Linked DNA regions of Homo sapiens: all the other regions are linked to region 1. The links are chromatin loops, found by intact Hi-C in ENCODE. Cell type or tissue: heart right ventricle. All regions are shown on one strand. Each heading gives the region's core, and the rest is flanking DNA. Links, peaks and the distances in the headings are about the cores only.

Region 1 (5,359 bases), core at 938-4,937:
TCACCCATCCCATATGGAAAGAACAAAATCATAAAAACATTAAAGAAATAGTATCACCCCAAATTCCACCACTGTAGCCCGATAAATGTTTACATTTTTTCCTAATTCTTGTAAAGTCTTTGTTCAAATGCACAATTAGAAAAATAATGGTAATCATGATATTACAATTGATCTGAAGTCATGTTATGTCATAGACATTTTACATTTTACTCTTCCCCAAGGAACACTGACCATATTATAACCAAGTCTTCATAATATTAGTTTTTAAATTATGTAATACCCTACCCACAATAAACTGTCATTCTATTTTATTACTCTGTGACATTTTGACCACAGAAAGATTTTTACTATTCCATCTTTGTGGCTTTTTAGTATTTTTCCTACTTTTAAAATTATTTTCTGAGAATAAATACTCAGCAATAGGAATACGAGCCAAAGAGTATGTGTATATTTATTGTTTTTAAAACAAATTTACTTTCCAAAATAATTTTTGCCAGTTTTACAAATTTAAATAGTCAGAATACTAAAATGTGAAGAAATAGCACCCCAAATTAGGAAACCATTCTAATTTGGCTTATACCCATCACATTGCTAACCACCATCTATAAAGATTTGTCTGGATAATGCTTTCGTTAAATGATGCATATTTTAAAGTAACAAATGTTCGCCTTTTTGTACTGCTGGCAAGTCAGAAAAATCATCCATTTTCAACAGTAGATTGAGGTAAGATTTCCATAGAGAAAAAGAGTAAAAAGCTAAACTTAGTTGAAAATAGATCATATGCCATAGTTTGTACTATGGGCTTTCTCAGTATCATCTAATTTAATGCTGCGAAGTAAATAATAATTGCCCCTGTTTTTACAAATTGAGATTCTAATATTAAGACTTGGTTGGCCGGGTGCAGTGGCTCACGCCTGTAATCCAAGCACTTTGGGAGGCCGAGGTGGGCAGATCACGAGGTCAGGAGATGGAGACCATCCTGGCTAACACTGTGAAACCCCGTCTCTACTAAAAATACAAAAATTAGCCGGGCATGGTGGCAGATGCCTACAGTCCCATCTACTCGGGAGGCTGAGGCAGGAGAATTGCTTGAATCCGGGAGGCAGAGGTTGCAGTGAGCTGAGACCGCGCCATTGCACTCCAGCCTGGGCAACAGAGCGAGATGTCTCCAAAAAAAAAAAAAAAAAAAAAAAAAAAAAAAGACTTGCTTGAGGTCACATAGATTTAAGGTAAAACACAGATCAGGTTGTTTCTACTAAAACATTCTAAATACATAAAAAATTAATAAACGAATTACACAGATACTCCAGGATTGCCTTCAAGCAGACGTGTCCAAACGTTGAAAATCAGCTAGCAAATTTCTTATAACGGGGAAGTAATTAACTGATTATTTGGGAGATACTGTACTTTTTCTGACTTTGGGTTAATTATAAAGAAGAATCACTTCATAAAACTTATTTCAGGTGAAAGAATTAATTATAAAGTGTTATATAGTGATGGCTACATAAAACTATATTTCAAACATTATTTTATTCTTGACATATTACTATTTTCACAACATGAACATTTCTACAATGTTCCACCAGTGTTCACAAATATTATTTTCCTCTTTTTTGTCAGTTTATTGCTGAAAAACAGTATACATACAGAAAAGTGTATAAATTTTAACAAGGTAAACATATTCATATGATGCATTCACATCAAAAAACAGAAATTACCATTATCCCAGAAATCATGCTTTTAACACCAGAGATTAGTTTTGCCTTCACAGATTTTTTTTTCATCTAGCAAAGCTCTGATAAATTCTGTGACCTTTATTGAAGTATTCATTTAATTTCTGCTACCTCTTCCATTTCTTCCCTGAAGACAGAAGTTTATCCCATGAGATCAAGTGAAGTACACCAGATGAAAATAGTAATATCAAATTGGCACTAGTAGGGACAACCTTTGAATACCTATCAGTTGGCGCATACTATACAGGACCTTTTTTTTTCCCCACTCTTACAACCACATCAAAACTAAAAAGATTATGTTTCCCTAAAACAACTCGCAGAGAGTAGTTATATTTGCATAACAGGATTTATTCCTGCTTAGTTCACTACCATCTGTTTTCATATTTTAAGTCAAAAGATTTATATATTAAACAATCTTATATAGCTTTTCACATGCTATTTTAGAAGGCAATTGGCCCAAATCCTGATTATTTTTTCTAAGTATATAAAGTTGTTTCCATAGGTAGGATACAAACCCTCAAACTCAACATCTTTTTGATATAAATAATTTAAAGCCTTATCACAACTGTGAAAAGAGCCACTACTTATCCCATTTGTGATAAATTATTAATTGAAGTATGCATTCAAATGTACACTTCCTGATAGCAACTTCTTTAATCCTTATGTAGAACATAAAACACTAAACAAAGGAGAAAAATCTTCAATAATTTACTTTTCTCTGAAATTTACATTTCTCTGAAATGGTTCAAGATGCTTCCCCTAATGGAGGATAAAATGAATTATGTGTGGAACTAGATAATTATTGTAATGAAAATGTTAGGATTTAACTATCAAAAGCACATACATAATATATGCTGTGTCACATCTTCCTATATTAATAGGTTTTAAATATTAGATTATTTATAATTAAGATTCAACAACCTAAAAAATATATTTTTTACTACCTTACCCATACATCTAAACTAAAATGTCACAGAGGGTAGGGTAAGGAAAGTAATTATGCAGATGTTATTCAAATCAGCCTGAACAGTTACCTATTTACATAAAAAATTGGATGTTTGACTTTATGTTGATTAAATAAGCAACTGATGTCTTTATTGCCTCTGTAACAATTTTATGATTTTTAAGCCACAGCCTTAGAATTTTCAAGAATATCACTTTAGAAAAAAAATAGCTATTCTTCCATCTTGACAACTTTATATCATTTAACCACAAGGGGGCCGTAGCTATCTTCTTTGAATTGTTTAAGCATGCCAGGAAGCAGATAACATTGAAAATAAAATCAATCCATTCTCAAAAATTAAGTAAACATAAGAAAACAATTAGGAACATACAAACCTGATTTTTGAAAGTAAAATGAATATGAAACACATGGGTTTTCCCCATACATGTTACACATTTGAAGCAAGATACTTTTCCCTACTTCTGTCTCCAAAACAGGCGTATCTCTGTACCTTCTGAACTCACAACAGACTTCTACCTTAAACAGAATTAGTATTAAGTATGATCGTTTGTGAGAATTATTAATAAAGCCACTATTGTTCAAGTGCTGCGATTTATCACTTGGGAAATAATAAATGCACCTCCAGTCTGTGCTAACCTGATGACCTGAGGTGAAATTTGAGAATGAGTAAAATTACCAAAATATGCTCCCCTGGCTAAGTGAGCACACTAAAAAAGGAAAATAACATCTAACAATGATATGCTTAAATTATGTTCTTTTTTTTTAAAATTAAAATTACAAAACAGTTGGAATGGTAAACTATACAAAGCAATAAACGTTTTGTTCAAATATTCTCTCTGGTACATTCGGCAAAATAAACTCCTCTCTGCAGATAAAAATATAACATTTGTCTTCTGAAAGAAATATTCCACACAAGTGCTAGTATAAAGTAGAACTAAACCAGCTGTTCCACCTGTGGCCCTGTGTTAATACTTTAGTGCCTTCAAAGATGTTATCCAGAATCCTCACCAAAGGCAAATGAACTTTCCCTGATGGGAGGGGCAGGCTGCTTCTAAAGCACTGGCCACATTATGAATTCACACTATATCCAATGATCCTTTTAAATTTCCAGTCGCTCATGCCATCCTCACATTATCACTTTAAATTTTGTTATACCAAGGAAGCAAAATGTTGATAACAGTAATAATAAATGCTGGAATAACAGAAGTATTCATCCTTTTAACAATATTGATGCAAGTTCTTAGACTCTTCTAATTTTAAAATTTCATGCCATATCTTTCATATTCATTCTCATGTTTTTATAATATCTGGATTTCCTTCATTTTTTAAAGATTTTTCCTCAAATGCCAAGCACCATTGTCTAACTACTCTGGTGGTTGGAGGATATTTCGGCTTTGAGATAACATTATGACAAGCCAACTGGACAATACAGAAGAGGACAAGAATGGCCTGGATGTAGTCCTAAAATGTTACAGTGTATGAACCCCAGTAATGTCTCTGTACTAAGGAAATGGATATTTCCATGACTCATTCCCCTCATTCATCTAATGGAAATGTACTCATCACCTGCTCTATATGCGGATGACTATGTGCCCATGAACTGTGGAAGAGGTATACATAAATTAAGCCTATTAACCCTCCCCATATTCTTATGTGAAAAGCCAAGGAGTGAACAGAAATGAGTAGGCTAACATTTGGCAAAATTCTCAGTTACACAGCACTTCCTTGTCGAGGGAAACCAATATTTGAAAAGAAAAAGCAACCACGGAGAAGAGAAAAATCCTCTCTAGAAACTCGTAACAAGTTACCAATAAATAGCGAATTATAGAATGTGAAACCCAACTTCCTAGGCCAAATGTTATTTTCTGCACAAATTTTAAAAGCCTTTGGATCCATTCTGTTTTAGGGTGGCATAGGCTCAGTCCATTCCAATGGAAACCAGAGGGTGATTCCAGGGCCCAACCTATATTAAAAACAGTGGTAGTCAATAGTATAATATGGCATCTGTATTCCAAACTGATAGGTACTCTAGACATGCATAACTAATGCACAACAACATCTCTCCTACACGTTTTTCAAAAGACCTTCAACAAGTTGCACTTGACATTCACAAAAGAGCACATTCCCTGTGATAGTGCTATTTCTCTCTTTAGTTTTAAATTAAATGTGACATTCATAATTTAATCTCTTCACTAGTCAAATGTATATCAGAAAAATTGACTTAGAGTAAGCATTTTCTTCACTGATTAATATTAGAATGGAGAATTCAACCAAAGCTATTAAAAGCTTTTGTCCCTTTCTTATTAGTAGTGTTTCTTACATTGAGCTTTTTATAAAAGCCTATAACTTGATATAACAAAAGTAGAAGAAAAAACAGTATTTTTAAGCTCTATTTCACCATGTTCTTAATATTTCCTCACTTACGGCAGATTTTCATGCCATAAAACTAATTTACCACCTACTGTAGGTGATATTAACTCTAAATTTTAAAATTGTATGAAGACTGAAATAAAATAATAAATAATCCAATTACTAGGAACTTACTAAAGAGACTCTCCTTCCTCAACCATGGTTAAATCCATTTACATTTCTAACTCAGTATTTTAATCCAATTATAAATAAAAATATCCTTTAATGGATCCACTTAAATCATAAACCAGCA
Region 2 (5,359 bases), core at 598-4,597, 340 kb after region 1:
AAAAGAGTATGAAAGATTATATATCAATATCTTATCATTAAAGTTTATAGAATACACACGCATACGTACTTAATTTGGCTCTCTTCAGAGAGTGGAATTTAAGGTGATTTTTTGAAGTTTCTATTTTAATACATAAATAGTTTCTTAGTTTCTCAGTTCTAATGAACGTAACAATAATAAAGTTCTACCACGCTTCAAAAAATGCTTTCTTCAAATGGAGTTAAATAGTGCCATGACTTATAAACTTGCTATTCACTCTTCCTCATTGATATGATTAGTCTTTAGTAAATGTTATATGTGATATCTTCATCGCGCTCATCTTTTCTTCTCCATTAGTTTCGTTTGATATACTTTAGTGAGGGTTTAGAAGCCTAATACTTGAGATCTTCAATTGCATTTGAAGATTTTGTATTCACCTTTTACTGATATAATAAATGATTATAAGTGCATTTGGAATTACTTACACTAGAATGAACATCACAGGGATGATTGGTATAGCAATGATGACGGTGAGAGTAACACACACTATTGTAGATTTCCTATGCATCCGACTCTACCATAAACACATACAATACTCAGACTAGTCTCATGAAAGAGATACTATTGCTTCACCCTTTTAAAGATAAGGAAACTGAGAAACAGATATGAGATTAAATAATTTGTCTAAGATTACCCAAGTAAATCAGGGAGCTTGAATTCAAAGTGAGATTTGTTTGGTTTCAGTGGCTGTGATATTGGCCACTTTACTTTTCTACCAACAAAACGGTCATCTCTCTGTTAATAGCCTCCACAAGATGGGAATCAGATTAATTTAAACCGAGATTCAGGCAATGATGAAACTTATCAGAGGGATTTTTTCCACCTGGCACTAGATAACTCCTCACTCTCCCTAAGGTCTCCTGTTAAGCTATTAAATTGCTGGTATAAGACACAGGCATAAGGAGATAAGCACAAACATTAACTTCTAATTCTTCCTCTTTCACTAATTTGGTATAATTTTTCAACAACTTCTTTCTATATAGCAGATTTCTCAGTTTTAAAATTAATGTTTTTGGCTGGGTGCTGTGGCTCACGCCTGTAATCCCAGTACTTTGGGAGGCTGAGGCAGGCAGATCACTTGAGGTCAGAAGTTCCAGACTAGCCTGGTCAACATGGTGAAACCCCGTCTCTGCTAAAAATACAAAAATTAGCCGGCTGTGGTGGCAGGCACCTGCTACTAGGGAGGCTGGGGCAGGTGAATCACTTCAACCCAGGAGATGGAGGTTGCAGTGAGCTGAGATTGCACCACTGTACTCCAGCCTGGGCAACAGAGCAAAACTCTTATCTCGAGGAAAAAAATAAATAAATAAAATAAAAAATAAAAAAATTAGTGTTTTTATTTTTTCTAAGAAAACTTCCAGTGCAGCATTTAAAAAATATTTTATAAATGTTTGCTTCAAATGTATAATTATACACCAGTAATATTTTATTCCAGTTGGAGACTCAGGAATCAATTTTACAATAAAATATTAAAATATAAAGAGGTTTTATAAATACATTTTGGCTTTCTATCATGTTAGTAGGGTGGTAGTGAAGACCATCACAGAGGTATTTAAGTTCTAAGGTAAGATCTTCCATTATTTTCAACAGATATTGCTTAAACAAGAGCAGGCCACTAGGACTTTCATGGTCCCTGCTTTTTCTGTTGAAATGAGGCCAGAAGAGAACAGTGATTTGCTCTGGGGAGTGTTTGCCTTATGTAGACAAAGCCCTAAGAAGTAGACTCCTAATAGCTGTAGAGGGAAGGTTGAACGTTCAGAGCTTCTTGCAATGTTAATTAAAGTCTATCATTCTTTGGAGAACTTTGAACATAATGAACACTGGTAACATGGGTACTGCTTGGCTAATCAACATTAAGTTAAATGTAGATAGTGATTAGCACTATTATACTCTGAGTTGACACATGTTCAATTCTGGGAATAAATAAAATTTTCTCTAATTTTTTGTAGTTTTAAAATTGGAAAAACGAATAGAATGAGAAATAAACTTTATACAGTCGCATGGTCAATCATGGTGTTTGAATCGCGTAAGTTGAAAAGGGATATTTGGAAGCCTTAGCGGAAAAGTCAGGGAGCTTCAACCGACCTTTAAATTTCACAGGTGCCTATTTTCTAACAAGAAAATATTTGTATAGAAGCAGTGAGGAAGAACCATTCATTCTAATTATAGAAAAACCTTGCCATAACCCGAGAAGTGCGCCCTAAAAATACAATCGCATAAAATAAGGGGTTTCTTTCATTCAGATTTCTGTGTCCTGCTGCAGTAGGACCCGTTTCCGGCGGTTTCACTGCAGCATCTAACCCCATTCCTTTCAGTCCCTGCTGTGGTTTGGCGCCATCTGGTGGAAGTTAGGCTCTGGTTTAAAAAGCAAGCAGTTGATTTTGGTTCCTGTGTCTGGATGCCAAGGACTTCCAGGATAGCGTTAGCGATTTTGAAACTTCCTAGTTAGTTTACAATTGTTTCATCTCCCCAGACTCTCCAGCAGGAGAGTCTGACCCAGGAGAATATTGGAGATGAAGGGATCCACTATTTCTCCCACTTTTTCAGATGGAGGATGAGAGGAGTGCAGCAGCCAATTCCCATTCACATTATATCCAAATTGGTGTTATCACAGCATTTTACTGAATGTATGCCCATCCATAAAGTATTGGTTGATTGGTTGATTCTTAACCTGAATTAAGGCTGGAGGCCAATGCTGGAGTTATCTACTCTTGCAGAGGCAGATAGTTTTTTCTTCCCTTCATTAATTTCCTAGCTGACCAGGCTTCCAGTTTTCATTGTCTCTGTCTGGGGCTTTTATTTAAGGTTCTGCTGGGTACCCAGCCCCTTTTTATGGTTCATTCTTTTTTGTCTGTAATCATTGCAAGTTCCTCAGCTTAGTATTTCTTCATTATACACAGCAGTGTTGGCTTGTTTGCTTCAGAACTTCCAGAATCTCTTCACTGCTTTTGGCTGCTGGTGGAGTGGTGGTTTGAATTTTATTATTTATATAGTTTGTATATTTTATAGCTTTCTACCAGCAAATTGAATTTAGTTTTATTTGTACATTTCTGTGATCTTTTCAAAGAGATTTGGAGAAGGAAGAGAGGTAACTATATTTGCTTAGGCAGTCACCTTGTTAGGGAGTTTGTTCCCTTATTTATTTATTTATTTGAGATGGAGTCTCTGTCACCCAGGCTGGAGTATAGTGGCACGATCTTGGCTCACTGCAACCTCCGACTCCTGGGTTTAAGCGATTCTCCTGCCTCAGCCTCCTGAGTAGCTGGGATTACAAGCGCACACCACCATGTCAGCCTAATTTTTGTATTTTTAGTAGAGACTGGGTTTCACCGTGTTGGTCAGGCTGGTCTCGAACTCCTGACCTCAAGCGATCCACCTGCCTTGGCCTTTCAAAGTGCTGGGATTACAGGTGTGAGCCACAGCCCCCAGCCATTTGTTCCCTCTTTAATAGGTGAATGTATGCAACTCCTTCTGTTTGAATAACCAATAACGGCATTTCTCAGTTATGGACTGAATGTGAGGACACTGTGAGAAGGCAGCCATCTACCAGGCCAGAAGAGGGCCCTCACCAGCACCTGAGCATGCTTTGAAGTCAGGTGGATGCTGGCACCCTGCTCTTGGGCTTCCTACCTATATTAGTCCTTTCTCACACTGCTATGAAGAACTGCCGGAGTCTGGGTAATTTATAAAGATAAGAAGTTTAATTGACTCACCGTTCTGCATGGCTTGGAAGGCCTCAGGAAACTTACAATCATGGCAAAAGGCAAAGGAGAAACAGGAAACTTCTTCCCGAGATGGCAGGAGAGAGAATGCATGCAAGCAGGGGAAATGCCAGATGCTTATAAAACCATCAGATCTCATGAGACTCACTCATTATCATGAGAACAGCATGGGGGAAACTGCCCCCATGATCCAATTATGTCCACCTAGTCCTGCCCTTGACACATGGGGACTTCAATTCAAGATGAGATTTTGGGTGGGGACACAGCCAAACCATATCATCCCACCCCTGACCCCTCCCAAATCTCATGTCCTCACATTTCAAAACACAATAATGCCTTTCCAATGTCCCTCAGAGTCTTAGCTCATTCCAGCATTAACCCCAAAGTTCAAGTCCAAAGTCTGATCTGAGACAAGGCAAGTCCCTTCCGCCTATGAGCCTGTAAAATCAAAAGCAAATTGGTTACTTCCTAGTCACAATGGGGGTAGAGGCATTGGGTAAATACACCCTTTGCAAATGGGAGAAATTGGCCAAAACAAAAGGGCTACAGGCCCCATGCAAGTCTAAATTCAAAATGGATTTTGCAAATTTTCCAAACTTTTATGTTCTGCTTCCCTTTTAAATGTAAGTTTCAATTCCATGTTTTATCTTTGTGAATACATAAAACTGAATGCTTTTAATAGCATCCAAGTCACATAGTGAATGCTTTGCTGCTTAGAAATTTCTTCCACTAGATACCCTAAATCATCTCGCTGAAGTTCCAAGTTTCACAGATCTCTAGGGCAGGGGCAAAATGCTGCCAGTCTCTTTGATAAAACATAGGAAGAGTCACCTTTATTCCAGTTCCCCACAAGTTCCTCATCTCCGTCTGAGACCCCCCCAGCCTGGACTCATTGTCCATATTACTATCAGCATGTTGGTCAAAGCCGTTCAACAAGTCTCTAGGAAGTTTCAAACTTTCCCACATCTTCCTGTCTTTTTTTTTTTGAGCCCTCCAAACTGTTCCAACCTCTGCCTGTTACCCAGTTCCCAAGTCGCTTCCACATTTTCAGGTATCTTTACAGCAGCACCCCACTACCTGGTATTAATATACTGTATTTGCCTGTTCTCATGTTGCCATAAAGAACTGCCCGAGACTGGGTAATTTATAAAGAAAAGAGGTTTAATTGACTCACAGTTTCCCATGGCTGGGGAGGCCTCAGGAAACTTACAATCATGGTGGTAGGCATCCTTCACAGGGTGTCGGCAGAGAGAATAAGTGCAACCAGGGGAAATGCTAGATGCTTATAAAACCATCAGATCTTGTGAGACACCCTCATTATCACGAGAACAGCATGGGGGAAACCGCTCCCATGATCCAATTACCTCCACCTGGTCCCACCCTTGACATGTGGAGATTACAATTCAAGATGAGATTTTGGGTGGGGACACAGCCAAACCATAACACTAGCCTTCAGAACTGTGAGAAACAAATGTTTACTCTTCAAGCCACCCAGTCTATGGCATTGGTGTAGCTCACTAATATCCTCTCTATGCTTTCTCAGATTTCTAAAGTGTTGGCCTACATTATGTGTTCTTCATGTCTCCAACTTTTTTATT
Region 3 (5,359 bases), core at 579-4,578, 130 kb after region 1:
AAACAGATTTGTAAGAAAAGAATATTGAAACAGACCTTTTTTTCCATGCCCTTCCCAATTTATTCCACTAGCAATTGTCACAGAGACAAAGAGGGAATGGGAACTATACCACAGAGAAAATGGAAAGGAAGAGGGCTTGTTGTGGGGTGGGGGGTGGGGGGAGGGATAGCATTAGGAGATATACCTAACGCTAAATGACCAGTTAATGGGTGCAGCACACCAACATGGCACATGTATACGTATGTAACAAACCTGCACATTGTGCACATGTACCCTAAAACTTAAAGTATAATAAAAAAAAAAAAAAGAGGGCTTGTTACAGTAAGGGATTTATAGGAGGGATAGTGGGAAAGTGAGATGTCTGTACCACTCGGAGCCCTATCCTAAGGCAGTTCTCTGCTTTTTGCCACTATTTTTAAGAAATCGTTTATTTTTAACCGAAGCAAATAAGAGACATAGTTATGCCCTGTGGAGCTGGGGAAAAATTTAAATATCAAAAGATCTAACAAACTGACCACTTCAATTGTGTTGATGCATAAATAGCTTATCACAAATCTGAAGTAATAAGTTCATATATTTCAAAAGTCTAGTGTTCCACTTGCTATAAATACCCTACCAATGCCAAACTGTTCCTATTTTTGTTATATAATAAACCATCCACAGTGTTCCTGTAGTTGGGTAAAAATAACACAAGTAAGCCAAAGATTTAGATAACCTAGACATGAAATTTCGCTAAATATGCTTTTCTTATAACATGGATAAGTATACAATTAATTGTTTTGGTATAAAGGGAGTGCTTGTTATCTACATTAAATCGTAGGATTGTTTGTGAGATGGGTGTCATGCCAGAAATGTTAGTTAGTTCCTGAAATTATTCTCAATTTAAACCATTTTCAATAACACTGCTGCTCTGTTTTTAGAAAGCTGTTTCAACTTGTGAAGTGCTTTAGTATTCCATTTTTGACTAGAGTAATCCTGTAAGAAAGGCAGAAAAGGATGTACTCATGCTAATCAGTGGAAAGGTAAAGTACTTGAGAGTAGGAAAAAAGACTATCACTAAACTCTGATTCCTAAGCTGTTCATGTTTCTCTGCCTTCATTTTCTGTTTTTTTTTTCTGCTCGTGTGTGTGTGCGTGCATCTGTGTGAGTGTGCAGTTAATCCACATTACAAATTTCATATTCATAGATCTCAAAGGCCATGAGATCTACTTTTGTTCATAAGATCTTCTTTTCATGAGATCTAAATTTATTTTCATGAGATCTTCTTTTCCACTATCTTGGATTGATTTTTGTTTTATCCAAGTATTTTTTTTCATCTTTTCTTTATTTTCTTCCTCAGCTGCAGCAATTTGCTTCCAGCTTCCAAGACAACAAATAAAAATTATACTTTGGGGTTGATAGTAACATAGTTCCATGGATTAGCTGGGGGAGTGTTCTCATACATGAGATTTGTTCCCTGAAGCCTTGAGGGTTTTGTTTTTTATCCTTCCACATCACAATTAGTTACAACCTCTAGCATAGTCCCGGGTAGCCTGATGCCAGCCGAGGTGTCCCACGTGGCCACACAATCTGCTGCTGGTGTTTCTATGAACCAAATGAGCTAAAATTCTAATTGCTCATTACAAAATCTCCATTCATTTTATTGAAGATCTTTCCCTTTATGGTTTATCTGTGATTTTTCTCAGTCATTGCAAATTGTTCGCAAAATTTACTTCAGCCTAATTCGAGCATGTATTTAATTATTATTTAATTACCATGATATTACTTAATGTCATGGTAAAAATTTCCTTATTTTCTTTATTTCTATGAATTATTAGCTGATCATTCATAATATTTCCAATACTATAAAATCCTCCAATGCTTACTACTTTTGGATTCTAACCTAAATGGTGAATCTACTTCCCCATATAGATCAGTATCTCCAGTCCAGCGCACTGAACTGTTTTACAAATATGTCAGCTTTGTCATGCTCTTTAAATACGTTTTCTTTCTACTAAACTGAAATCACCTCTCGAATCCTCTTCAGCTACTGAAAATCACCCAAGTCTGGGCTTCAGGTCCCTCTTCTGGCCAATTCAAGTCCTCAAACTATCATAATTTTTTCTTTTCTCTGAGTATCTAAAATATGTACAGCCTGTCCTACAAAATGTTACACATACAGACATACTGTTTTATATCAGTGTTATTTCTCCAACAATATTTAATTTCCTTGAATGGATGGGCCATAGCTTATCATGTTCTGAAACTATCTAGCACAGTTCTGAACATACAGTGGCTACTTAAAAAACAACAGGTAATATCTATTGAGCACCTATATGTCAGGAACTGTTCTAAACATGCTTTGTGAACATACTCTTTAATTCTCACAAAAATCTATTGAGGTAGATACCGTTATTAGTCCTACTTTACAGATGAGGAAACTGAGGCATAGAGCGGTTAAGTTACTTACCAAAGGACACAAAATTAGTAAGTGGCAGAGCAGTTTGCCCTGAGAAGCCAAGAATGTATAACTCCATTAATAAATGCTAACTGGTGCCATGATCTGATTCATGGTTTGGTTTTCATTGTTAAACCACCAGATAGTAGCCCTCAACTCTCCTCTCATCAGAACTTGGAGATACCTCTTGTTTTCTAGTTTATAGACTGTCATAGCCCTAGGTTCAAAGTCTGTTTCATTGATAGAAAGAAAATAACATTTGCAGAAGTCTTTCTTTACATGGCAAGAAAAAAGGCTGTTACAGTTAGAAAATGAAGATTTAAAAACAAGAATACCTAAGTAGGTTCTTCCTTAAGACATCTCAGTGGAAATACATGCATATTAATAATTACCTAAATGCTATAATTTTTCCTCACGTTACATTTTTAAGTTTTCATCAGTATTTTCAAATTAAACAAGTACCATTTATTTTACTTACAACCAGAAGTTGTACTACTTTCATTAACATAACAAGACATCCTCAGTGTTATGCATTAGGTCCACAGCAATTGATTCTGATATTATTTATAACATGCAAACAGACTTGACATACAATAGCAGGTTAGGTGGAGAGACAGCCCTGATATGTTTATGAACATAAAATATTCTAAAAGCAACATTAAGTCCTTCAATATGCATAGAAAATATGACTATTTCAGCTGGCCTTCATTGTTTTTATGATGCAGGTTCAGATATACAAACAAATGTATGAATATAAAACCAGGACCCAAATTGACTCATGTGGCACTTCTTTTAAATATAGCCCATAGTGTAATTTGCTGACAGCTCTTCTAAGACAGGGTTTATTTAACAATCAAAAAGCTGTCAAAGCAAATATATTAACTTGCAAATTAGAAAGACAATAACTCTCTTTCTGAAAACCATCAGAAAAGAATATTGCCAAGTTAGTCCATCTTCAACTTTTTTATTTTTTTAACATTAAGTAAATGATTCTAGAGAAACAGGAATGAAGCCTTCAAATATGAGATGGTAAACATCTTTCTAGCTCAGAAAATATATTGCAATTTAATTGCTTTCAACCTTTTTGTCCTCACAGAACACGGTTCTCTTTGACCCTCTTTGCCTGAGCAGCATATACATTGCCCTTATGTTCCCCTCTGCTGGTCTGAGCACAGTGAACATTCTAAACAGAAGATTGTTTCTTAGATAGGAATTACAGCCAGCTCCCTTTCCTAACCTGCTCAATATAAATGAAAACCTAAACTACGTTTTTTACCAAACTGTTTTTCACCATTAATGCAGTAAAAATAACAATGAGAATTGTGTTTAAAAATAATGTTTATCAAATGGCAAAAAAGTTACAATTTTGAGCACTATCCAATAACCCCTTTCAGAAACTGTGAACCATTAGTGCAAAGTTTATATAAATGTCCAAGTAATACAGAAAAAGAAGTCATTTTTAATTTCTTGGTCATGTTTTCAACTATTTTTTAATTTGAATTGTTAAATGTTTCAAATTATGAAACATTTGCTAATGTTTAAAAAAATTATATAATTGCGATCTTTAATGTATTATATGTTGAAAAGCAGGTCAAAATCTAGGCAATTAAATTTTTTAAAATATTAAAATATTAGGCAGAAAAAGCACTTTGTATAACTAAATCCAATAGAAGCTTGCATATCATACGCTCAGTAGATTAAAAACATGCTTTAAGACATGACTAATGTACGTACAGTTATTGGAGAAGGCTTTTTTAAACATTTTTCTAGTTAAATATTTAGTATCATATAATTTGCTAATACTAACAAAAGAGAAAAATCACAGTTTTAGCTATATTCTCTCTTATGGGGTAGCAAATGTCAAGATGGTTACTGGAATTTAAATTATTAACATAAAATGTGAAATAAACACTTTAAAACACAATAGTTGATCTCATGAAAAGCCTCATTTGTGTTGATGTTTATATCTTTCATATTTCAAATAATTATTCCATAATTAGAAGCAAAGACTTGAAAACTGAATCATATTCAATCATCTCAGATACAGGTAGGAAGCATTTAACAAGCTCCGGTGAAAAGAGAATGGTATTTTAGCTTGAGGTCCCTGCTTAAGATGGCACGCCCATGTAACTCACCATCTTTATGAAATATAAAAGAATCATGAAGCAGCCAGTAACATGAATTAAACATCAACATTCCAAATGAATTGTTGCAGTCTCCCAATTTTTTTGTCATTATTAGTCATTCTGTTACTGTTCCTAGTGCTCCATTTAGAGCACATCCCAACGTAGATTTCAACAAGCAGTTTTAAAATGGACCACCCTGTATTGTAACGTTAAAGTCTAAAGATTTCTGAGGCTAGATCTGTGAATCATATGTGATTCAGCAGCCTCCCACAGGCCTGACAACCCTTATATTCTCTCTCAAAATGTTCCTTCTGTAGAAGAGAGGCTGAATGGACTCCTTTATCACCATTCAGGAAATACAAAAGGACTTGAGCACATGCAATCCATTAGAATTCACACTACCTGTTTTAGGTCACCTGCAGTAATGGAGGAAAAAAGGCCCTTCAGTGCATCTCCTGCTGTCTGCAGAACTGTCTTTTCAACTACCCTACATGTATTTTCCCAAAGCTCTGGTTTATCCTCTCATGTCTCTTGATCATATCAGGGAAATAGTGGCCTCATACTCATTTGTATCACCGTTGGACATCTTGTAAGCGAACCTTGAACTGAGATTATTTCTCCAATTACTGCAAGTAATAAATAATATTTTCAAATACTTCCAGAAACTGCAGAAGAAAACATCATGGTCTTTTAGTCCAGTTCTTAATAAATGGAAGCCTCCTTTATACATTACACATGAAAAATTATCATGGTAATTCTCTCAAATACTTCCTGCAATGGGCATTCATTACCCTAC
Region 4 (5,359 bases), core at 665-4,664, 250 kb after region 1:
CAAAGGAATTCACTAAAGTGGGGGTTGTGAAGTTATCTTAGTAAACCTGTTTATAATTGAGCAGGACCTTTTAATAGATTAACTGTCCTCAACAACTTGCTTTATAAACATAGCTTAATTTATTTGCAATAAACTATAGACAAAAATCACATTTACCTATTTTATTTGAATTTACTCACCAATATGAATTTCTTTTCAAATGTAAAGCAATTTATCATTACAATCTATAATTTGCATGCAGACATTCTATTTGTTACCTATCCTGTTACAAATGGCCTTCTTCTCTTCAATTCTCACTTAATAGTCTGTCTTCAACAGAGCCGTAAAAAGAATTTTCTTAAATTGCAGGTCTTATATCATTATTCTATTGCAAAACATTCAGTGGGCCCCAATTTTCCTTTAGAGCAAGGATAAACAGGTATTCAGAACACTTCACATTCTGGATACAACCTTCTTTGCAAAACTTATCCCTCTCTTTATGCGTTCATGGATTTAACACTTAGCAGAATTAAATTGTATGATATTTATTTGTTTTTTTAGACAAAAATACATTTAACTATTTTAATTATAATTCATCTTATTTAATAGTAACTTTTAAAGTTTTTGATGATGTTATGGACTTATAAGTTATCACATAGTCCTTTTTAATTGGTACATATTTTTTGATTACTAAGAAATTTTGATCTGAGCTCAGAAAGTTGTCACTTACTTGATATGACGTAAGTGGCAAAGTCAGAAATAGAATCTCCATCTTCTGATATTTAGTCCATTGGGTTTGGTTTCCAGTGGCTTTGGTTTCTTTCATATTACCAAGCTGCTTCAATATCAGGTTATCATTCAGCAACATCAATATTATTGTTACTACATAAAAAGCAAAGCAAAGCAAATAATAAAACTATAATGCAAGTTATTACATAAATATTAAATATTATTAAATCATTAAATAATAATTATATAATAACTATATTAATATAACTTTTATAAAATAGAAAAAGCAAATATGAAAACTGAGATAAAATATATGAGTCAATTCTTTTCGTACCTGGGACAATATTATATACACCATTTAGACATGATAAAAAATTGAAAATATTGTGATATGTTGTAACAGTTTAGGAAAAAGGATATTCATACATGTCATATCATTGGAGAATTTTAAGATTGTATGAATCTAAGATAGCATCTAGAAATGAATAATAGTAACCAAAAATGGGTATAAATTGCAAGATTGCTTTTTTTTTTTTTTTTTTTTTTTGAGACAGGCTCTTGCTTTGTCACCCAGCATGGAGCATAATGGAATAATCACAGTTCACTGCAGCCTCTACCTCCTGGGCTCAAACAATCCTCCCTCCTCGGCCTCTCAAGAAGCTGAGACTACAGGTGCATGCCACCACACCCCACTAATTTATATATATATTTTTTATAGAGATGGAGTCTCACTATGTCGCCCAGGCTGGTCTCCAACTCCAGAGCGCTGGGATTACAGGTTTGAGCAACTGTGCCCGGCCCCAAGATAGCATCTTAGTAGATGAGAGCTTGATAACATTAAACTATCTCTTGTTTCCAGGTAGCAGAATTAAACTACTTCTAAATAATTGAAGTAAAAAGTCTTCTAGTATAGCAGACCCTCTGTAGTGGGAGTTTCCATATCTGTGGATATGGAGGGCTGAGTCTACCAGGCAATTTTATATGAGAAACTGGAGTATCTGTGGATTTTGAACTCTGCAAGAGTCCTGGAACTAATCCCCTTCAGATACCAAGGGATGATTGTGTCTATACTGCAAGACTTGAAATCCTGCCTGCACCACTTATTGGCATGAGATCTTGAGCAAGTTACTAAACCTTTCTATTCCTCAGTTTCCTTATCTATAGAATTAAGATAATAATAGAACTTACCTCATAGAATTGTTTTGAGGATTGGATGATTTTATTCATGGTATACACTCAAAATAGTTCTGGACACATTTAAGGAGTTCATTTATGTTAAGTACTCTGAACAGTACCTGGTTCAGTAATATTAGCCATCACCATCATCATCATCAATATGTTCATCATCGAAAACAATAATAAAGAGCCTATGAAGTAAATACTTGTAAAATTTGGAAAGGAAGCATATTCATGGAATGGTATACATTTTCCGACAGCAGTTTCAGGTTAAAAGTAAAAGAGCCAAGGGATATCCAGCTGCATCAGTTTAATTAAGTCGGTTTAAATAAATCTGATATAAATTAGCCATAAGTCTAAAATGGAGACACCAAAGAAGTCAATGAGCATTTGTGACACTTACAACAGTGAACTTGGGATTTATTATGAATTATAATCAACTTAAACATTCTTCATAAGTGAATTGCCAGAAAATTTCTATTCTGTCACCAAGTGTGTGGTTCTGCTTAAGAGTTTTTTTTGAGATGGAGTTTTGCTCTGTCACCCAGGAAGAGTGCAGTGGTGCAATCTTGGCTCACTGCAACCTCCACCTCTCGAGTTCAAGCAACTCTCCCTGCCTCAGCCTCCCAAGTAGCTGGGATTACAGGTGGGTGCAACCACACCTGGCTAATTTTTGTATTTTTTTGTAGAGACGGGGTTTCACCATGTTGGCCAGACTGGTCTCGAACTCCTGACCTAAGGTGATCCACCCTCCTCAGCCTCCCAAAGTGCTGGGATTACAGGCATGAGCCACCGCACCTGGTCCTGGTTATGCTTAAATTAACAGACATCATACATTTAAAATAAGTATTATTTTTAAAATTAAATCTATTAGATTCATCTAAGTAATAATAAATAATCACATTAACTGAATGTTAAAGTCTTAGCTTTTGGGTTATTTTCAAATAACTTGCTTTAAATGTAGGTAGCAAAATGGTTGCCACATTAAACATGTAGAAGAGCTGTGATTTCTGGTTAGCTGGCTGAAATCAAATCATCAACTCATCTCTGTTTATAAATTGTCTCAAGTATAAGTATGGATATTTTTCTTATAGTAAAATTCTGTGAAGATAAATAATGGTTTTAAATGTAATAAATTGTCATATATTGATTAAATGAAGTCTTTTGCAGAAATATTTTCACATGAAATTGTGGCTATGGTTCTCATTTCACCCTCTAGTGGTCTTATGACAATACTGCATTTTCCCTTTTTAGTCATCTCATAGTTGGTTGTACTTTCTTTGGTTAACACTTGTTTTACAGCTCAATGCTAAATGACTTAATCACATCTCTATATTAATGCATTGCTGTTGTTGAGTCTGTGCTAAAATACTGCTCTTAATACAATAGAGAATAATGGGTTTATTTTATTGTTTTCATGATGTTAATAGAATCAAGTCACACGTCCTGTCATCTACTTACTCTTTTCTATTAAGGTACTTTGGTTAAATGTTCGATATCTCCAAAATACGCTCTAAAAATCCTCATGGAGGGAAAAAGTAATTGGCAGTCTTCAGAATCTCATTGATTTACACTCTTCCCTCATCTGCAAACCAATTTAAAAATCATAATAAAGTGGTAAAAGATTATGGACCTGACAAAAGAAGGATAAACTTACACATTTTACTAATCCTATCTGGAAGCTTGAAATATACATCAGATTTCTACAAGATGGTGAAAGAGGAAAAACATGCTATGTTTGTTTTTTTAAAAATGTTGTTCTAAAGCTCAATCATATGTGTTAATATGATACTGCATATTTTTCACCAAAAAGTGAGGTAAGCAAACAATAAGTAGTCTTACCTGAATTACATGGATCACTGACAACAGCAATGAATACTTGTAAAGGTTTGCAAACAACCACACAAGTTAACTTTTCACTAAGACCCTTTGAGGAGAATATCAGTCTGTAAGAAAATTTTTTATTTTGCAAGTAACACTTTTTTTCCCCAATAATATTTTGGGAAGTCTGAATTTAAGCATTTACTATTTGTTATTTATTTATTTTAGAGACAGGGTCTTGCTCTGTCACCCAGGTTGGAGTGCAGTGGTACCATCATAGCTCACTGTAGCCTTGAACACCTGGGTTTAAGTGATTCCTCTGCCTCAGCCTCCCAAAGTGCTGGGATTACAGGCATGAGCCACTGCACCTGGTCACATTTACTATTTGGTAGTATCATTGATAACTACATTTTTGGATCACTTTATCTTCTATCATGCATATACATATTTGTTATTTTCCCAGTAAGACTAAAGTTTGCCCTGTCTTCAGTTATCAGATGGTAAGTGATAGGTTTGAGGTTTTCTTGGTTTTCTTATGATGTGTTTGCTATTCTGATTGAAGGAAAATTAACTATTGCCTACAGATTGTACAGTTACTGCACAATGATAATACTTGGAAACTACACGTATTTAATCACATAGAAAACTATATGTATTATTCCATTTTATGTGCCACAGAATTAACATATGGCCAAAAAAAAATTTTTTTTTGAAATTAGTTGGATTTTTCATTCATTTGGATGTTTATTTATTTATTTATTTTTATTTTTATTTTTATTTTTTGAGACGGAGTCTTGCTGTGTCGCCAGGCTGGAGTGCAGTGGTGCGATCTCGGCTCACTGCAACCTCTGCCTCCCGGGTTCAAGCAATTCTCCTGCCTCAGCCTTCCAAGTAGCTGGGACTACAGGCGAGCGCGACCATGCCCAGCTAATTTTTGTACTTTTAGTAGAGACGGGGCTTCACCATGTTGGCCAGAATGGTCTCGATCTCTTGACCTCGTGATCCACCCGCCTCGGCCTCCCAAAGTGCTGGGATAACAGGCATGAGCCACCACGCCCAGCCTGGATGTATATTTAATAAGAGTTAAAACAGATAAGACCTTTGCCCCCAGGAATCTTCTTTCTAGTCTTCTAGAAAGATGTAAAATAAATAATAATACACATAAATATATGACTACAAATATCTTCAGTGAAGAAAAAATAAGAATATAGTGAAGATCAGAACAGGAGTATGTGATTTAGATTTTGGCATGTAGGAAACACTTTGCTGAGGAAATAATATTTAAGCTGAAACCTGAAAGATAATTCAGAGTTAGCCATATGGAAAGTTGGGAACAAGCTTCCCAGGCAGCAGAACTGTATGCTTAAAAATTCTAAGGTAGAAAACAGCTAAAAAGTGAATTACCAAGTAGCATTTACTATAATTCTGTATACTACAAAACTATACTTATATTCTGGTTCTTTTCCTTTGGTCATTTTTTGGTCTACGGAAAAACTTGTTATTATCAAATAATTTATTCATAATAAATATCTGTGTTAACTGGGTATCTCAGTAAATGAAAATTAAGATCAGCACACATCTATGTATATATACATATATATGGAATAGGCATGGCTAAGTACTCTAAGAACGATTTCAACAATTTTTTTATTCC
Region 5 (5,359 bases), core at 484-4,483, 190 kb before region 1:
AAATATTATTAACTGACTTATTTAAACCATGAATCACCATAAAGGTACAAGTTATGCAGAAATTGAGCACTGAATAATGTATTGCTCAGAGTCTTTCAGTTGGCCTTGACCTGCTTTTAACACAGAAAAGTGAAGCATCTCATTAAGTGACTTTAACACAAACTGATTAAATGTAAATTCATTCATTAAATATATATTCAGTAGTGTATAACAGAATTACTATAATTGCACTCATAGTAAAACTCACAAATAATGTACAGAAAGGAATAACTTACAAAGTATAACTCCCTATAGCAAATCTTACTCTCCTAGGAAAGTGATGAGAAATTTGAAAGTTTACAATCAGATAAGACTATATTTCACAGATATCTTAGACTCATCAGCTTATATCGTATTATGTATGTTTTAAAAATAGGTTAATTTTCATGGGCTGAAGTGGCAGTCTTTGATAACACGTGCCTACATACTAATTTAAAACCACATATTAAAAACCTTAGAGCAAAAGTGTAATAGCAAATATATTACAGAACTTTGAAATGGTATATGGCGAGTGAAAAGAGATTGAAGGAGCTCTGATTTTTTCATCAATTAAGAAAATACTTCTTGTAAAAGTGTGTATTTAACATGACAGAGTCAGAAATCCAAACTAACATCACATTGATTCCTTTTCCAATCCCAGAAAATTCAACTAAGTAGGTCACTCATTAGAACTGCTGAGGACAATTTCTGTTAGCCTGTTTAGATAGGAAGGCACGTGTGTTAACATGGGCATCTGGGGTAAAAATCCTGGAGGGTTTGTATTTCTACTCCAGCATTGGGGCATTCTTTCCTTTGCCCTTCCACATCTCTTGTTCCTTCTGCCAAAAACACTTTTTCCCACTATATGTACTGTTCCTCTGCCTACAATACTTTTTCTCCCTTCTTCACTCAGTCCTCATGAAAGTTTTCATGACCTTCCCTGACTAGATTAAGTCACCCAATACTAAGCTCTCTTAAATCTATCTCTTTTTTACAGAGCACCAGTTATAATTTCATATTTCTCTGTATCCTAGCTTAATAAATAGACCCCTCTATTGGATTATTAGCCCACATGGCCAGAGAATATGTCCACACCACCACTGCATTTTCTGTACTTGGCATGTAATAAACATGCTATAAATATTTACTGAATAAATGAATAATGGATAAATGTTTAAACTCTTTGGATGTGGACTTTAAGAAAATTAGAAGCCAGTATAAAATGTTGATCAATAATCAAACTATGGAAATTAGAAGTCAGTGTAAAATGTTAATCAATAATCAAGCTATAGATTTATAAGTAGATGAATTGCATCTTAGCTCTGCAATATGTTGTTAAACTTGTACATTCAAAAGTACAAATACTCTGTCCAAATAGACATTAAAATACTCAAATAAAGATATACAGAACATCTAACATAGAGTCTGACATACAGTAGATGTTAAATGGCAACTCTATTGTTTTAAAAATTATTTTAGTAAAAAGGATTAGGATACTCAGTACTAAAATTAGAACAGATTCCTAATTCATAAGATTCAGATAAACTGCCTCAGCTGTATTGAGCTTGAAATAAAGTTCACTAACAGGATGATACAAGTGTCCCTCAAACATTAGTTTGGTGTTTGAAACAGTTTCTGATAAAACTATGATCAATGCATTTCAATACTTCCAAAGAAACTTCTTATTAAATATCCCAGTCAGGTACACAAATTGAAAGATGCTTTCCAGTCAAAACAAAGTATCAGTATCTCAAATGAAATAACCCAAGCTTTTGGTTTTGTAAAGGCAGTCTCTATTTTTGCTCTAATTTCCCCTGCTGAATATGAAATCATTCCATAAAATATTTCTGAGAAGAGGGACTCTGCTTGTCATCACATTATGTCAGGATACAAACAATGAAATATTCCTGTTGCCTTAATACACGCTACAAGTCAAAGAAGCAGAAAGTTACGGGAAGTGCCCTTTGTCTGGAAATGGCAACTAGAACACATCTTCTTGGAGTACCAAGTCTTCCTTTGAATGGTTTAGTGCAGTCAAGTAGTTCTGCACTGGAAACATTAAGAATTAATGACAAAAGACATTCTTAAGGTCACATATTCTACTTGAAACTTCAGTGAAAGAGAAGTAGCTCATTTATTATTTGCCCACTCAACCTGTCTTTTTAAAATTATTTTTAGTTTTAAAAATGAGAAAGGGTCTTACTATTTTGCCCAGACTGGTTTCGAATTCCTGGCCTCAAGTGATCCTCCCACCTTGGCCTCCCAAGCAGCTGGAATTACAGGCATGAGCCACTGTATCCAGCTCTCAACATGTCTATTAATTCGCATCCCTTCCCCTCAGAAAGACCGTTCTCCTATGTATGGATTCTAAATGTTTAAAGGCAGGCTTTCTTTAGGGTACTTTGTACATTGTTTAGTCCTAAAGCATTTTTAAGAAGCAAAAATAGGACACAACTATAGTTTCTGAAAAAATTGTTCAATATTTATTACTTAACATGTCTTAATGTTTTATTTTCTCTATTTCTGGCATGTAAAATAAATAATGGTGCAAAATTGTTGGCTCAAGCCATGTAATCATCAGCAAAAATAATAATTCAAATCCAGACCTGACTGCTTTGGAAAAGGATTTTTTAAATTAAAATAATATTAGTACACTTATTTACACAAGTTAACTATGATGGATAACATACACAACAAATTTATATTTTGTAAGATTAAATAATTTAAATAAGAAACAATAAAATTTTGCATATTAGTAAGTACAAACACAAATTATGGTATCAGACACTATCCACATTTTGGCCACCAGATGGCAATGCAGGAAAATAAAAGGAAAATGACCAGAGGCTGTGCGCTCCAAAATTTTGGCTGTGCTTGTTTTATGTACTTATTCCTATTTTTAAAAAACTTTCAAAATTTATTTTGATTTTCATATTTTTCATAGTAGATTTGGACTATAAGAGATTATATGAAAATGATTATTCTAAAATCCGGATAAAATAGCTGATAACATTTATTCTTACATATGTGGATACATTCCCAGTTAAGAGTTATTTCTGGAAAACTGATAAGAAATAAGATTTATAAAGTGGCTGTTTAGAATTCAATGTCTGGGTGAAATGTTATAACTGCAGTCAGGACTTTGGTTCATTTGCTACTGTGACTTAGCTGCATTTTTGTATGTTTAGTATGTCTTTGAATTTCAGAAGTCAATAAATGAATAGAAAAGCCCAGATTAATAGAAAAAAATGCTTTCTAGGTTATCTGTTACCAAATTACTTTCCAAAAATTTTGTGCCAATTTAAAGTATATATGTGCTAGTTTCACTGCAGCCTCATAAACACTTCCCATTTTTTATTTGCTGAACTGTAAATAAAAATATTTCAATATTTTAACTATTTGAATTTGATTGCTAGCAAAATGACCCTTCTCATATATTAATTTTTGTGTAGTTCTGTTTTTCCAGATTGTTGCTTACTATTTAATCTAAACCTATGAGCCTATTCCTTTACTATTTCTTAAAAGAGTTTTGTACTTAGAAAATCAACCGTCTATCAGTCAGGAAATTATTCATCTGTAACCTTACTGATGTTTCATGGGTTTTGGTATATAGTCATGGTGGAATTTAGTTTCCCCAACACTATGAGGTGATAACAAAATTAGGCAATTTGTTTTTACAAATAGCGAAATTTCCCATTTATGATACATTCATTCATGATACATTCCTTACAACAAATTAAGATTTTGAATACATTTCTGTAATTTTTTAGTCCTTTGTCCCTCCGTTATTTCATGAGCTTGCTTTTTAATATGAATAATTTTAAAAAGTATTAGCTAACATGTATTGAGAATCACCTGCGTGCCAGGCTAAACACTTGATATCCATTAAGTTGTTTAACTTTCAACAAGCTACAGTTTTAGTTTTAATAGGCTTCCCATTATATAGTTGAGGAAATGAGGTGTACGATGTTAAAGTGTTCAGAGTCAAACAGCAACCAAGATTCAGAGCTCAACCCCAAGCGCAAATTCCCTGACGCACTTTTCTCTAAGGTCTTTAATCATTTTCAATTACAGTTTAATAACAGAGGAGAAAGCTACCACATCCCGTCATGTGATATTCTTCACAACTGTCTTCCTACTGCAGTAACTTTAGAAATTTTTGTCAAATTAAAATTGCTCTCATGAGTAAATTAGAAAAACTGCTATCTTCACATGGGTATCCTTTTCATTCCAGGAAAAATTATTCATTAATTCCAAATATCAAATCTTTTAAATATATCTCTCACACTCTTTTCTCTATCTTTAATATAGGTCCTAAATATATTACTAAAAGTACTGCTAGTTAATTCATGACTTTTGCTAATGTTGTGAATGTGATTTTAATTTCTGTCGTTAATCCCTGTCCAGGGAAAACTAGAAGGTATGGTCACCCTCTCACAGTCAGAGACATAAATATCTTCACTAATGACACTCATGGAGTTGGCCACTCCACTCTTCAAGTTGACGGTGCTGTTCCCAACAGTGGCTGCTGGTTTGCGGTTTCCTTGGTCCATTGTATAAAAAAAGAAACATATTGAGAATGAATTATCTCTTCTTTAATCAATTTAGGAAAACCAAGTCTAGTCCAGGCCTTGCCTCTAATAAGCATTACAGCCAAAACTGATTCAATTATCTCCCCTAAGCTGCAGATTGCTCCTTTCTGAAATAAAGGGTTTTTCTAGATTAGGTGGAAAGCCCTTCAAATTCTAAAATTATATAATTTACATCAGCTAGTTTAACAATCAGGACAAAAATGTAAATATGGAATAAATTCTGTATATGTCTAAAAAATGGCACCAGTAGATAAAATGGAATACAATTCCCTATAATTATAAAGACACGAATTGTGTTTGCCTATAAATGTAAATCATCATTCATCAAACATTTCAATAAATATTTTCATTTTTAAACAAATATTTCAAACAACTCAAATCATGATGTAACCTATATTTAGTCTGTTTACCTTGTTGAAATCTTGGATGGATTTCTGAATAAGTCCCAATTACCATTTTTAATATATTCTTTTTATATTTTGATAGAGAAAATTTTATAATTCTCTAATCATATTCATTTAAAAACATTTGAAGCCATTGAAAGTATGCTGTTCTTTTACTTGAAATGTAAACTGAATTTAGGATCCCCCTGCATCTCCACCTGACATTTCTGTCTTCTCAACCATCTCTTAACCAACCACTGTGCACTCCTGAGTCCACAGCACTTTTCCAACTGGAAAAATGGGCAGCTTTCTTTCCCACTCCATCATTCTCCAGGTACAATAACCTTATCAGTATTATTTCCATTA
Region 6 (5,359 bases), core at 753-4,752, 210 kb after region 1:
ATTTGTCCTGATTAAACAGTGCATATGAATTCTTTTCTCGAAAGAAAAGCAAATGGCACATCTTTATGAAAAATATTGCATTTTTTAATTTCATAAAGTTTATTCAGAAATCTAACATGAAGTACAAATGTCAACCATCAGTTCTTTCCTCAGAAGACAGTGTTACTAACTTTTCAAATGAAAAACTGAAGATGCAGAAGGCTTCCAAAAATATTGTTAAGATTACCTACAGGAGATTGACTTCGCTCCACAAAACCTTTTATTAAGTATTTCATTCATTAAATAATCAATGTCTTATATAATTTGAAAATATCTTGAATTTTCATCGTTAAAAAAAATTTCAGATCCTTCCAAAGAAAAGAAATTGTGATGTCCTACTTCCCATTTTAACCCACTATATATACTCTTTCTTGTGTCTAGTAAATTTCTGACCATGAAAATTGATTTACTTATAATTTTAGGAAAGCATTATTGCAGATGTTCTTCTTAACAATAAGGATTTTTACATTAATATTTTACCACAGTATGTTGAGGAATAAAAGGTTGTATTTTGTTGTAGTTTTCCCCAATGGTATGATGATGTATCCCCTCCCATGATAAAAATATTGATAAATTGTCAGTTAAAAACAACACTGTAAAAATGAGTAATCGGAACACATTTAGGAAGTGATTGTTTTTTAAAGAGCCACTTATTTATTTGACACAGAATGCAAGCGACTCATTTGAGTTCTCACTTTACAGGCCAAGCAACAAACAGACTTAAAAAATTAAATGGAAGTGTGATGCCTTAATAAGAGTAAATAATTCTGAAGCATCCTTAGGGTGATTCTTACTCTTTTTATGTTTAAAAATATCTGACTGGAACATCCTGCCAATTAAACGAAGATCTCCAGATGGCATTTACCCTTTTGCTTCATAACAAAAAGGATCTGCAATCAGTTTTATGGAAGATTATCTAAAGAGGAACATTACTGTAACTCAATGACAACAAAAATTAGACACTCCCCTTCTCCGGGATAGAATGTGCATCCTCCAGATTCTTGCACTGACACCTAAGGTAATAAATACTTAAAACTGAATCTTAAATAATAGCCGCAGGATTTCAACCGCTAAAGATTCACTGTTACTTTCCACCAAAAACTCCTGTATTCAGCACTCAGCCAACAAAGGACAGCAAGTAATTCCCAGCAGCATAAATACCGGGAAAGCTACCTTGGGCTTTGTTTTTGTTATGTAAAATGCATTAAAGTGACTCATCCACTTAAGATTACCTACCTTTAGAAGCTTTAAAGAAGCTCCAAGAACCAAAATAAATGCTTTCCCAGAATGCCGGATAGGCTATTCGGTGCATTAAAAAATATGTATATATTTATATGTGCCATTGAGTTTGATTCTATTTTGCTAAGAAAGGAGAGAATTATTATTTTTCATTCCCTTCCTGTGGTGTGACTATAGCTACCTATAAGCCCTCTATTTCCAGAACAGCAGCGAGGTTTTTAAAAGTTATTTTAGAAATGGTAAAAATAAAAGAAAATTTGTAGGAGACTGGAAATAGTCCCTCCTTCAAAGAATAGGCTCTATTCATTTGAAGAACAGGGACCGCGTGTCTGCCGACACTTAGATGTTTCAAATAATGGGTTGGGGAGGTTGGATCGCGTGGTCCCAGTACCTGCGAGCCCCCTGCGTGGACAGCACGCTCGGCCGCGGGGAGCCAGCACGCGTCTAATCGGAAGGCTGTCAAGTGCATCCAGTAACGTGGGATAAAACGAGTTTGGGCACTACAGCAATTAAAGAGCATCTCCGAGGCCAAGTGCGGGGGAAGTCCACGCTACCTCGGCAAGCCTGAAATTACCTGTTTGTAAATTACCCAACCAAAACATAACTTTTTATTGAACTGGGTTGAATCAGAGCGGGTGAGCTGGCTGGAAACTTTTTTCCCCAGTACGGCTGCACTCTGAAGTCTAGAGAATCCCGTTAGAGACGGGCTGAGACGCCGCGAGTCGTCGGCGGGCGCTTCCCGGGACAGTCGGCCCCCAGTGCCCGGCCCCGTGGAGGCGCCCGAGACGCCGGTTCGGGACGCATTCCAGCGGCGAGCGGCGCGCACCGCCTGCCCGGCGTCTCCGCATCCGAGCCTGGCTCCCCGGCCGCTCGCTCCCCACCCCCACGGGCGGAAAAGCCCCGCGACTCGGGAACCGACCCCCACCCCCAACTCCCGCGGCGCCCCTCGGCCGGCGCTCCCTGCCCGGCCCGCCGACTTACGTGACGGCCGAAGGGAACGGCTCCTCCGACGAGGGGCCGATGAGCAAAGATTGGAAAAGTGTCAGAGTCAAGGCCAGCAGGCAGCCAGCAGCCATCTTCGCGATCGAAGATCAATGCCCCCTCCCTGCCCAAGCGGGGGAAGGAGCGGCGCTGGAAACCGCGGGCGGAGGAAGAGCAGCACACGCCGCCGGGACCGCGGGCGTCTGGAGGGCTGGCTGCGCCCGGGGCCCGAGGCGCGGAGCCGCGCGGGGGACGGCAAGGGCGGGAGCGGACGCCGAGGAAGGGGCGGTGGCGGGCGGACCCACTAGCGTGCGTCGGCTGCTCCGCGCCGCGGCCGCCTTGCCTCCGCCGCCATCAAGGGCGACTTTGGAAACAGACCTCGGCGAGCCCGCCGGCGCTCGCGCGCTCTCGCTCTCCCTCTCGGTTTCCTCCCTGATTTATTCCCCCGATTGCCGAGGCGAAGGCGGAGGCGGGGGCGGGGGCGGAGGAGGGGTGACGGCGCTGGAGGGTGGGGGTGGCTGCAGGAATCGGGGAATGGCAGGCAGAGAGACTTGTGGAAGCGAGAGGCTCCGTCTGGCTTCTTAGGCAAGTCAGAGGGAGGCGGCTGGGGGTGGGCAGCGGGAGGGCTGGGCGTCAGAGCAGTCGGGCGGAGACGGGCCGGGAGCAGCCCTCCATACAAGGCAGCCAGGAACTCCCAAAGTCGGCGCCGGCTCGCTCCCGCCGCCCGGCGTGCGCAGGCGGAGCGGACCAGCCCCGCGGGGCTCCCGGGGGACGGCCAGCCGCCCAGCGGGCATCCACAGGCTGCAGAGGCTCCAACCCAGGACTTGGCTCGCGTCTTCGGGGGTTATTTTTGCACATGCAGGCAGCGTTCCCCCCCAGCCCTACTCCCAGGCGCAGAATCCAGTGCCTGCCTGGGAATCGTGAAGTGATTTGACAACAAATGTAGGAGGGGTTTGTATTGCATTTTAAAGCACCACTGTTGACTCTCTACCAGGTGGCACTATATGCCCGCGTGTGCCATAGGTTAGAGCCTCTGCCGGGGCTGGGTGCCCTTTGTGCCAGCGGTCCCACGCCCAGGTACTGCTCGGCTCACCTGGCGAGGACAGAGCCTCAGGGACCGGGCTGTGGACGGACAGAGAAGTACTGACGCTGTAAAATCTTCCCAGCCCTGTGGTTCCATTGGACAGAGGGGTGGAGGGACGAATTCTGCATCTAGGGAGGACAGTAGTAAGAGAAGCGCTTTGCAGCATCCCAGTTGGGACTACCTCCAAAAGGGTCCTAACGCCCTGCTCTGGCCACTGGCCTGCCCTGCCTGACAAGGTTACCGCAGGGTGAGCTCACTTTTGTCAATGCGAAGGCATGAAAAGGGTAAGCAGCAGGAACAGGTGGCACTCTGAGAAATGCGCCTGAAATGTAGAGGAGGAATTAAGGGAGGGGGAGAGAGCTAGGGAGTAGCAATGCCGGACTGGTTTTATCTCCAGACTCAGAGGAAGCAGTGGCGGGCTTTCTCCTTGAAAAGACAGGGTCTGCGACTAGGCCTCTCCCGCCCAACACAGGCCTCCTACAAGAGGGCCCTGGTGGGCCAAAGATAGAAATATATTCTTGCACACCTTAAATTCTTAAGCTCCCTCTAGTAGTGTATGAGAATACTTTTGACATGACGTGCAGAGAATACAATTTGTGATGACTATCCTGCATATGCAAAAATTCTGTAAGTATCGGGGTGGCTGTCAGATTTTTAATTAGCCCGTTCTTATTTTTAGGAGATGCTTCTGAAAGAAAAAGACCCTTATTAATTCGAAATGAATTTTCCAGCTCTCTGAAGGCAATCTCCCAAAACAAAGACTAATAATAATACTACTACTATTAATTACTGGCCAAATTTTAAGAGCGTGTGTGATTTTATGATGCTTAGCCTGGTGAATTTATTTTTCCTTCCCACTTATTTCTCCTTTTTTTAATGCCTTATTTGTTTTCTTTATGTTCTTCGCATCTCTGTCTTGCTCTTTGTTTCTTTCTACTCTGAGTGGCCTCACAAAAGGCACCCCACCGTGACTTAACTTAGTTTGTTTTATGCTAGGCATGGATACTGTGGCAGCAGGAGCTGCGCAAATGAGGGATGAAGTGGGATGTAATGGGATTGAGAACTACAGCTCAGGAGGGATATTTTATATAACTGAAGATAGCATTCCACTCCAAAATTAGATAAGTAAATAGTCAAATCCATCATTTCTTCCATTTTTAATAATTCAAAAGCAGACTTTCTTCCCCAGCATGAGGACTAAGAAGAGCAGAATTAGAGATGCCCATTATTGTCTATGTGATATGTTGGTATCAATAGCCTCACTACCTAAAAATACCATTGTTATATATTCTGTCAATTATTTCAACATCAACTCCAGACTTCCCACTATGGTACACTGTTTCCAATTTTATATCTTTAGGAGAAAGGGCTTAAAGAATAAAAGAATGTAATAAGCTTGTAGAGAAGGTAAGTCAGCCTTTATTATTAACTTTGTTGGCCTTTGAGCCAAATCTCAATTTCTTTGGATCACTCTGTTGAAGCACTGAGTTCTCCAATATGTGAAGCTGTTGAGGAAAGATATTGCTTCTACAATTCTTACTGAAAGGGTTGGTTATCATCTGTGAGCCTAAATCATTGTTTAATACTCTGTTGCGAGGTTTGCTATTAATTGCTTTTTACCAATCTAAACCTTCTTATTGAGGATATTCAAAATGTGGTTTTTTTTTAAATGTATGACAGCTAAAAGAAGACCATTTCCATAACATAGCATTAGGTTTCTGTTGGATTAACTATACCCATAACAATGCATTTTTTCAGCTCAGTTCTGTTATTTTGGAAAATTCCCTTAAAATCAGATTATATCCCATTAATCTTAATAAAATTTTGCTTAATCACGATAAATTTGCTGTTCAACATGTTGACAAATCATAAGGATTGTTGTTAAGCTGTTATAGTAAATGATGTAAATGTGCAGTAAATACAGTTAATATATTACAGGTTATAAATGAGCAAGAAGTCGCAAATCAGTATCTACTATTCATTTAAGAAGAAATATTTTAATTAGTAAGTTAGTGA

What was found. Hi-C counts contacts between places; a loop is a spot of excess contacts. Peaks named below come from ENCODE experiments on the same cell type or tissue, not always from the same donor. Only the 100,000 strongest peaks of a DNase experiment are listed, where the experiment ranks them.
Region 2: it touches region 1 in a loop (13-fold over the local background); 59 of 110 quality-filtered maps call a loop at or near these places.
Region 3: a loop joins it to region 1, with 2.1 times the contacts of the local background. A loop is called at or near these places in 9 of 110 quality-filtered maps.
Region 4: it touches region 1 in a loop (9-fold over the local background); 52 of 110 quality-filtered maps call a loop at or near these places.
Region 5: a loop joins it to region 1, with 4 times the contacts of the local background. A loop is called at or near these places in 25 of 110 quality-filtered maps.
Region 6: a loop joins it to region 1, with 5 times the contacts of the local background. A loop is called at or near these places in 41 of 110 quality-filtered maps.

The regions. Positions count from the first base shown.
Region 1 is chr7:82,231,692-82,237,050 of GRCh38, forward strand. The region is part of intron 3 of CACNA2D1 (calcium voltage-gated channel auxiliary subunit alpha2delta 1); the gene reads right to left. Among named protein-coding and RNA genes, the nearest start is that of CACNA2D1, 210 kb to the right of the region's middle. In heart right ventricle, for the core only: a CTCF peak has its summit at 2,943 (motif pointing right); no DNase peak of the experiment used is centred there; H3K27ac peaks cover 1,377 bases.
Region 2 is chr7:82,570,038-82,575,396 of GRCh38, forward strand. No RefSeq gene overlaps it. Among named protein-coding and RNA genes, the nearest start is that of CACNA2D1, 130 kb to the left of the region's middle. In heart right ventricle, for the core only: CTCF peaks have their summits at 2,370 (motif pointing left) and 2,576; a DNase peak (open chromatin) is centred at 2,374; H3K4me3 peaks cover 409 bases.
Region 3 is chr7:82,357,569-82,362,927 of GRCh38, forward strand. The region is part of intron 1 of CACNA2D1 (calcium voltage-gated channel auxiliary subunit alpha2delta 1); the gene reads right to left. Among named protein-coding and RNA genes, the nearest start is that of CACNA2D1, 84 kb to the right of the region's middle. In heart right ventricle, for the core only: a CTCF peak has its summit at 2,088 (motif pointing left); no DNase peak of the experiment used is centred there.
Region 4 is chr7:82,478,592-82,483,950 of GRCh38, forward strand. No RefSeq gene overlaps it. Among named protein-coding and RNA genes, the nearest start is that of CACNA2D1, 37 kb to the left of the region's middle. In heart right ventricle, for the core only: a CTCF peak has its summit at 3,109 (motif pointing left); no DNase peak of the experiment used is centred there.
Region 5 is chr7:82,041,863-82,047,221 of GRCh38, forward strand. All of the region lies in intron 10 of CACNA2D1 (calcium voltage-gated channel auxiliary subunit alpha2delta 1), which reads right to left. Among named protein-coding and RNA genes, the nearest start is that of CACNA2D1-AS1, 35 kb to the left of the region's middle. In heart right ventricle, for the core only: a CTCF peak has its summit at 2,824 (motif pointing right); a DNase peak (open chromatin) is centred at 2,844.
Region 6 is chr7:82,441,106-82,446,464 of GRCh38, forward strand. It overlaps CACNA2D1 (calcium voltage-gated channel auxiliary subunit alpha2delta 1), which reads right to left and starts at 2,672. Exons shown (of 39, transcript NM_000722.4): 1 at 2,260-2,672. The coding sequence starts at 2,354. RefSeq lists an enhancer at 1,114-1,677. In heart right ventricle, for the core only: CTCF peaks have their summits at 3,024 and 3,227; DNase peaks (open chromatin) are centred at 1,766, 2,076 and 2,936; H3K4me3 peaks cover 2,966 bases; H3K27ac peaks cover 2,652 bases.